2 separate regions of the Homo sapiens genome follow, and region 1 is linked to region 2. The links are chromatin loops, found by intact Hi-C in ENCODE. Cell type or tissue: mammary epithelial cell. All regions are shown on one strand. Links, peaks and the distances in the headings refer to the core of each region. The heading gives the core; the rest is flanking DNA.

What was found. A loop is a pair of places that touch in the nucleus more often than their neighbours do. Peaks named below come from ENCODE experiments on the same cell type or tissue, not always from the same donor. Only the 100,000 strongest peaks of a DNase experiment are listed, where the experiment ranks them.
Region 1: a loop joins it to region 2, with 4 times the contacts of the local background. A loop is called at or near these places in 1 of 110 quality-filtered maps.

Annotation. Positions count from the first base shown.
Region 1 is chr11:112,546,082-112,550,478 of GRCh38, forward strand. LINC02764 (long intergenic non-protein coding RNA 2764) reads right to left here. Exons shown (of 4, transcript NR_104155.1): 3 at 2,166-2,276. Among named protein-coding and RNA genes, the nearest start is that of LINC02764, 7.5 kb to the right of the region's middle. In mammary epithelial cell, for the core only: no CTCF peak of the experiment used is centred there; a DNase peak (open chromatin) is centred at 2,750.
Region 2 is chr11:112,483,202-112,487,598 of GRCh38, forward strand. It overlaps LINC02763 (long intergenic non-protein coding RNA 2763), which reads left to right. Exons shown (of 3, transcript NR_120559.1): 2 at 2,468-2,578. Among named protein-coding and RNA genes, the nearest start is that of LINC02763, 3.2 kb to the left of the region's middle. In mammary epithelial cell, for the core only: no CTCF peak of the experiment used is centred there; no DNase peak of the experiment used is centred there.

The sequences.
Region 1 (4,397 bases), core at 252-4,251, 63 kb after region 2:
CTTTCCTTTCTTAAAGACTCCTGGGAGGTGGCTTGCTTTTTGTCCCTTTCTGATAGCTGCCACAGCTGATTTTACATCTTGGGGGTTTCCTTCTCTAAGTAGAGGATATTTAAAAATTCTAATTATTGTTGTGATTATCTTACTTTGGTGGTTAAGACGAGCAAAGTGAAGATGTTTCACTTTGTGCATTCGATGTATGGAGATCTTTTCTGTAGACATTTTTTCCCCCTTGGGAAAAGACAGAAGTGAAGGCCTTTCCATTGTTCAAGGTTCAAATAATGGCTCCACATGTACCGTGAGCTCAAAACAGTGTTCTGTGGCTCATGTGACCCAACAGATGAATGTTTTGGTCTACTGAATATCCCAAGAAGTAAAATAATAGTTGGAGTTTGAGGAAGGGGCATAGAAAAGGCCCAGACCCAGGTCATGTGCTTGGGTGGCTAGACTCATCTGGTGTTAGGCTTGTCTAAACTTGTCAGAATGAACACGTGGGATCAAGTGCTTCTCTGGTCCCCGTCGGCCTCTTACATCAGGTCAGTGTGAGTCTTTTATTTACTCAGGGGCCCAGAATAGACAGTATAGCCTGGGAGACTGGTGCCTTTTCCATCTTACTTTTTGGTCCATCTGTGCAATAAATGGACTTCTTTTTAAATTGCTTCACGTCTTCATGTTTCAGAGTGTTCAGCTCAGATAAACCAATGGAGTGGACCAAGAGACTGTAAATGATTGACATGAGTCCACTGAAGTCATCCTCCACCCAGCACCCTCTAAGATGATCTCAGGAGGAGGATGTGGTCTTTCTGGCTCCCTGTTTCCTTACTCTTTCTGAAGCATATAAATGTTTCTCACTTTCAGACTTTTTTTTTTTTTTTTTTTTTGAGACAGGGTCTCACTCTGTCCCCAGGCTGGAGTGCAGTGGCGTGATCTCAGCTCACTGCAACCTCTGACTCCCTAGGTCAAGCGATTCTCCTGCCTCAGCCTCCTGAGTAGCTGGGACTACAGGTGTGCGCCACCACACCCAGCTAATTTTTGTATTTTTAGTAGAGACGGGGTTTCACCATGTTGGCCAGGATGGTCTCGATCTACTTTACGATATTTAAAAACCACTAGTTAACAGAAAGAAGCTGTGTAATAAAACTAGCAAACATGTGCCAGGTAAAATGAGGCAATTACCTGAAGCTCTCATGTGATCTACCTAGAAATGTGGATGGGGCTGGCCTGTTGTTCAGAATCCCTACTTAGATTCCCTTCCTAGAGCACCAAGAGGAAGAAGCTCTAGCTCCATTTATTACCAAGTCTCTGGGGGTGGAGCCCCTCAACTCCCCCGTCTCCTAGGCCAGGAGTCCCTCCCCTTCCTCTCAGAGCCCTGGAGACCCATTTAGGCAGAGCATCAGATATACATCATTCTCAAGGGAAGAATGAGAAGACAGGGGATGGGTGTCTTTTTCCTAGTACTCAGAAAGCAGTAAGTGAGTGGATAGAATTTCTCTAGTTTAATTCATTCTCTTAAGCCTTTGACACTAGATACCCCACTTATGGAAGCTAAAATCTAGTTTTAGATGGTATCTGATATTGTAAAAAAATTTTATGTTGAGCTATTTTAAGTTTAATATGTCCATGTTTCATTATGCTCCATAAAGAGCACCATGCCTGAGAGTTGTTTAGCCATAAAGAACAAGTTTGAGTAATGCTGAAACAGGTCATATGGACGCTTCTTAATTCAAGCGAGGCATTTACATCTTGGAAAGATGGTGGATTCATGTGAAGGTATGTACACATCTTCCACTTGCCTCTAAACAAAGCATAAGCTAAGCAGAGGGATGAGCCATTCAACACCCTGGCCCCTCTTCTTCTTGACCTTCTTATGTCCAGCCATGTTTTTTTCTGTGGTCCTCCTCATTCCTATGACCATACTCTGTCTTGCAGGCAACATAAACTACACCACTTTGCAAATCTCAATTTCAAACACATCATTTTCCAACTTACCAATTGTTCTACCTTTCTTGCACTGATACCTCCTGTTTTACAAATCTTTGCCTTCTTGGAGACCCTTAATCCTTTGACCCCACTCATCCCTCATTTTCCACCAGCACCTGCTTAGCTTTACTTCCTTCCGAGTCCAGCTCAAATTCTATAGTTTTTCATTACAATTCCTTAACAAATACCTTCAGTTTCTGTGCTCTTCTCTCCTTTCATTAAACTTTTGTCTTGCAAAACTCCTGTTGGGCTTCTAAGTGCAACTTTCTTCTCCATGCCTGTTCCTGAGCAGCGGAACCCTAATGGAGAAAGCCACAAAACAAAGTTTTTTTTAAAAGAAATTAATTCATGATTACACATTTCAGTTGGGGACTCATAGCTGCCTGGCAACTCTATTGTGTTCTAATAGACTTATTCTTCATTTCCCAACATAATCATTTCACATCTTTTCCTCCCTCTTCAAATTCCACATTCCCTTATCAGCACTCATTCTCCATAGGTGACCTCAATCCTTTCTGAAGAAATAGAAGCTACTGGATGCTAATTCCCTACTGATCCTACAAATCCACCTGCATCAGAAACAATTTCCTCCTCCTCTCTTATTATTATGGAGAGAGGATTTCTTCCCTATTAAAAGTCAATTCTCAGATGCTCTGGTTCTGCCTCCTACATTCTTAAAGATTGTATTTCTTGGTTATCCCCTGTCTCTACTGTGTCATTAATTTCTTCCACTGTACTGAATCATTTGCATCATAGAAACATGTTCTAGCATCTCCTGACTTATGAAACATCAAGAACATAGTAACCTTCCCTCAACCCTGTGCAATTCACCCAGTGTTTCCTTTTCTTTTCTTTTCTTTTTTTTTTTTTTAGTGGGTAGGGGAGGGAGTTGTTTGTCTTGGTCTCATACCTCATATTTACAACTCAATTCATTCCCATCTGGCTGCTTCCACACTCTACTGAAACTGCTTTTCTAAAGGTCACTGATGACTTTCCAGTGGCCAAATCAGTCCTCCTCTTGACTTCTCAGCAGAATTTGACACTGTTGTTTGTATTTCCTTCTTGAAACATGAAACTCTTTGTGGATGCTGTGACTTCTTGGGTCCTGTGTTTGTTTTCTTTTTCTACCCCATGATCCACTTCTAGTTTTCTTTGCTGGGTTCTCCTCCTCCAAATGCTGGACTTCCTTGAGGCTAGATCATGAGACCTCCTTTTCCTTCTCTACATTCTCTTTCCAGGTATTCTCATTCCCGTGACTTTAAAATGCCATGTAGGTACTGACAATTGTCAGATTTGTCTCTCCAGCCCAGCCCTATCATCTGAACTCCAGACTTCCATATCCAAATATCTACTTCATATCTCTTCTGGAATGTCCCACTGACATCTTGAGTTAATACATCCAAAAGAGAACTCTTCACTCCCACCTCTTCACTCAAAACCTCTCTTGCCTTGCCTGCTCTGTCTCAATAAATGTCACTGCCACTCATCCAATTACCTAAATTAGAACTCTAGAAATTGTTCTTGATTCTTTCCTTTCTCTAACTCCTACCTTTCTAATCCAACAGCAAATTCTGTCAATTATACCTCCAAAATAGATTCTGCATTCATTTCCCATTTTCTACTGCCTTCCCCAATCCACGCTGCCATCTCTTTCCAACAGAATGATTGAAATACTCTTCTAACTAGGCTTCCTGTTTCAACTTTACCCCTTGTATTCCCCAAACAGCAATACAAATGACCATCCTAAAATATCTGTTAGATCATGCCACCTACTTGTATAAAATCCTTTAATGCAGTGTGAGTAAACCCAGCTCTTTCCCCTGCCTAATACAATACTATGCCATCTGTCCTTACTTTCACCCCTTTAGGAATGGGTTCCCAATTCTGTTTGTTCCAGTGAATCTGACTTTATTTAAACACTCTATAGATTCTTCCTCCTCTGGGTGTGGCCTACTGCTCCAGATGATCAGCCTGAAATGATCTTCCATGGTTTCTTTCCAATGAGAGCTTCTCACAGAGGCCTTCTCTAACTGTAGTATCTAAAGAACATACTCTCTTTCCATTATCTACCTAAGTCTTTTATTTCTTTGTTTCATTAGCATAATGCAGAAGGGTTTTTTTGGTTGTTTGTTTTCTATAATCTTTACTAGAATTTACATTTTATGAGGACAGGGTCATGTCTTCTGTGTTTTCATCATGTCCCTCTGGGATAGTGCCTAACTTTCAGGAGTGTAATTGTAGAATGTATGGATGAATAAATAATGAATGTTAAATAAAGATATTTATTATAACACCCAGCCTATTCAATAGACTTAATGGATCTCAGTTTACCTTCTCCTCAGTTCATGTGCACCTCCTCCTTTCTGGGATATAACAGGGTAACCCATTATGAAACTAAACAGTTTAAACAAACTATTTCT
Region 2 (4,397 bases), core at 116-4,115:
ATGGAAGCCCAACATCCCACTGCCCTAAATGACCCTATAATAGCACTCTCCCTGACCCACAGGCAAGGCTGAGGGAGCTTTATAGGAAGTGTCTGGCCTCTGGGTTGCACAGCTGAATCATATCCCTTCAGGTTCTTCTAAACCTTCCTGTTACCTCCTCCACTTGGCCTTCCATTGGTCTCAATCTGACTGTTATTTCTCAGCCCAGTTACCTTGGATGGACAAAGTTTAGACCAGAACAGCATCAGCACTACCTGGGAACTTATTAGAAGTGCATATTTGCAAGGCCCCAGCTCAGACCTGCTTAATCAGAGGCATTTGGGTTAGGGCCCAACAATCTGTGTTTTAGCACTCTCTCCAAGTGATTCTGCTACACTCTGAAGTTGTGAAATAACTTCAACACCAAAACACTGAAGTTTGAGAACTAGTGATTTGGATTGTGTGATTAGCTTGCAACCCTCCATTTAACCTGAATGATGCTCCTACTGTCTTCTCTGGCTCATTGTTCTGCAGCCTCTGGCTAGCTCCACACATTCTTATGTTCTGTTCTAGCTTGGAGAGTTCCCACCAGGGATCAGAGACTTGGGCACCCATTTGCCTGAGAAGAAAGTTTGGAGAGAAGTAATCTAGGGAATTATGAGCAATTCAGGTGCTTGGACATAGGTAGTTAGCTGTTAGGTCCCAGCTGCAGAATTGGGATTCAGAGGTAGGACACTCTGAACTAGCAGGGGCAAGCTGATGAGCAAGTCAGGGGCTCCAGCATAGGGTGTGATGAGAGGCAGTCCTTCACAGATCTCTCCCATTTCTGCACATTCTGGAGACAAGCACCAACTTCCCTTTGCTCTGAACTATCTTTTCAAGGGTGTTTGTGTAGTGAACAGCCTGGAAAATAGAGATTGTATTTCTTTCTGGAGCAAAGAGCAGTCATAGCTATTGACCCTTATAAAGATTTAAGTTTCCTAAGTTCAGGGTTTCTATCTTATAATACAACCCACTGTGTGTGCAAGTGCCATCTGGCCTTCTTTATGTTGCCTTGTAGACACTGGGGCCTAGGGAACTGGTGCAAAAAATAATGATACACTGGCTGCTGCAATTACTGTAAGTAGTAAACTGCCTCTTGTCTCTGACCCTGGAGTCTCATATCTTCTATAAGTAATCATGAAAATATGGCAGGCTAACTTGTTACCTTGTAAGTATTATAAAATATCAGGCTCTTCACAGTTCTTGAGAGGCACAAAGTAGGCCTGAGCCTCAAGAAAGAAGGGGATGGACAAGCAGCAAATATGACCGAGAGCAGCAAAGCTAACCTGGGTCAGGGTTAGTGCTAGGGGTAGGGCAGAGCTGTGTGGGGTCACAGGGCTCTACCTGGTGGAAAAGGAGGGAAGAAGAGACCAGGATTCAAGATACCCTTTTAGGTAACAGTACCAATAAAGATAATAGACTTAATAGGCTGTGCTACTCCATTTGTGCTGCTATAATAGAATACCATGATCTAGGTAATTTATAAAGAATATAAATTTATTTTCTCGCAGTTCTGGAGGCTGGGAACTCCAAGATCAAGGTGCCAGCAGGCTTGATTGTCTGGTGAGGGAGGGCTGTGTCCTCTGGTGGGGAGAAATGCTGTGTCCCAACACAACATAGGGGCAAGAAGGGACAAGCCCCCTCTGTCAAGCCCCTTTATAAGGATACCTAATCTCATTCATGAGGGAGGAGCCCTCATGGCCTAATTGCTTCTTAAAGGCCCCACCTCTTTATACTATCACCTTGGCAACACCTGAATATTGGAAGGACACATGCAAACCTGCCTGCACATTTGAAACATCTGAAGAGCTTTAAAAAAAAAACAACTATAACCGATGCCTGGGTCCTGCCTCCACAGATTCTGATCTCATTGGTAGCAGAATATGGTTGGCTACCAGCTCATCAGGTAGTCCTAAAATTCAGCTATATATGAGAACCATGGATCTATACTAGCTGTCTCTTTTTACCCATGAGGGAACTGAGGCTCAGAGAGTTGAAGTGACTTGATAAAAGGTCTGTTTGCTTTGAATTTTTCTAGGCTGAATTTCTAGATCCCAGGCTTTGTGTCTGGCTCAAGCCCTCAGAGCCATGGATGCTGCTTTCTGTGGTTCAGAACCTAGACTTGACTCTGGCCAGAGTCTCACCTAAAACTTGACCAACAGAGGCATTCTCAGTGTAGTGCATCAATACTGTGACCCAGAGGGAAATCTTTTGCTTTATCTAGTCAAGTAGGAGTCTGGGTTGCTAAGCAACCAGACACTCTTAGGCAGTTGTGCTGCTCTGTGGTGGTGCTTTGCATGTTAAGGCTTCTGGGGTGGTTTCTAGAGGCCCACAAGAGTTCTAAGGGGCAGCACATGGGAGCTTAGCGTGCTCCCATGTGATCCCTATGTGTGTGCTCCCCAAAAATGGGGGTGCGAGTTCACTTCCATTTTTGCCTTACTTTCAGGGATGTTACAGTGCAGACAAAGATTCTGGTGCCTCACAAGATTTGACACAAGCCAGCGCTTTGTTGTTTTTCTCACCTGTTGGCCAGAAGATTATCTTGGAGCAGGAAAAGGTTTGTTTTAGTTTTGGCCTGAAGGCCTCTTATAATTTTTTAAATTTAGAAAGAATTTCAAACTCACTGAAAATTACAAGAATAAGAACAGTACAAAGTGTGCCCTGATTCCTCTATTTTTAACATTTAATCCATTCGCTTTATGATTTGTCATCTCTTTTTCTCTTTCTCTGTCTCTCTCTGTATTGTATGTGTGTGATATATATTCTTTTTTTTTTTTTGAGATGAAGTCTTGTTCTGTTGCCCAGGCTGGAGTACAGTAGCATGATCTCAGCTCACTGCAACCTCAACCTCCAGGGTTCAAATGATTGTTATGCCTCAGCCTCCCCAGAAGCTAGGATTACAGGGGCAAGCCACTAAGCTCGGCTAATTTTTGTATTTTTAGTAGAGACGGTGTTTCACCATGCTGGCCAGGCTGGTCTCGAACTCCTGACCTTAAGTGATCCGCCTGCTTCGGCCTCCCAAAGTGCTGGATTACAGGTGTGAGCCACCGTGCCCAGTCGGCTCAAACTATATATTCTTTAACCGCATGAAAATAAGTTGTATATATTGTGATCCTTTACCCTGAAATATTTCAGTGTAAAGTGTCTTAAAAGAGGGGGTATTCTTTTTCTCATTCTCTTACAGAACCACCTGTGTAACCACAGGTTCGTTATCAACCTCAATAAGCTTAGTATTAATATATGTTTATCTAATCCATTTTCTGTATTCCAATTTTGTCAGTTAACCCTATAATGACCTTTGGAACACTTTTTCCCACCAAGGCAGGATCCAAACTTGGGATAATGTATTAAATTTTATCGTCTTGTTTCTTTAGTCTCCTTTAATCTGAAATATTCTCATAGCCTTTCATGTTGGGTTTATCCTTTGCTTTGTCATCGTGGATTTGGGCTATTCGTTCCAGGTCAGAATGCTACCTAAGTGATGCTGTGCTGCTCTCAGGGTATTACAACTAGAGTCACACAATGTCAATATGCTCCTTCTTAATTTTGATCAACTGGTCAAGGTGTTGTTCAATTTCCCCACCATATAGTTACTATTTTATCCTTTGCAACTAATAAGCAATTTAAGACCATACAAGCATCAAAACTCCCCGCTGGATTTAGCATCCTATTGATAATTCTTGCCTGAACCAATCTTTACTCTGAAGGTTTCATAATGATTTCCCAACTCCAACATCCTGAGAGCTCTTATTAATAAACTATGAAAGAGGCTTCCTGGCAAGATTCATTTTTGACTTTGGGAGGCAATTTGAGGCTGCCGAAAAGGCACCCCTGTTTCTTTGTCTCTAGGCAGGGGCTGCACATAGTGTCTGCCCATGAAGTTCACTCCCTCCAAGCATGCTGCACCTGCCTGATTTGGGTTTTAAATCTCTGCTTGGATACATGTTTTAATCTCTATGTTATACAGGGTTCTGAATAGTGAATTCATCTTATAATCATTGGCATTAGCAAAGCGTTTCTGAGTTTTGGGGTAATGCATTCATTTGTTTATTCATTTAGGTTAGGTGGTTAAGAAGGATTTGAGAGTCTGTAATTACCATGCAGGGCACTAGGTGCTGGGCAGAGTGGTGAATAAAACAGGCATGGAGCCTATCATCAAGAGGCTTAAAGTCTAGTGGGGAAGACAGACATTGTGCAGGTAATTGATAGTACACTAAATTTTACAACAGGGCAAGTAGATTGCCTTCTGAGCATTTATCAGCAGAAGCTAACCTAATCTGGGGGCAGGGCAAGCCCTTCCTGAGGAAATGAAATGATGAGTTATAATGATCTTGGCAGAAGTGGGTGAGGTGGGAGCAGCAAGTGCAAACTCCCAG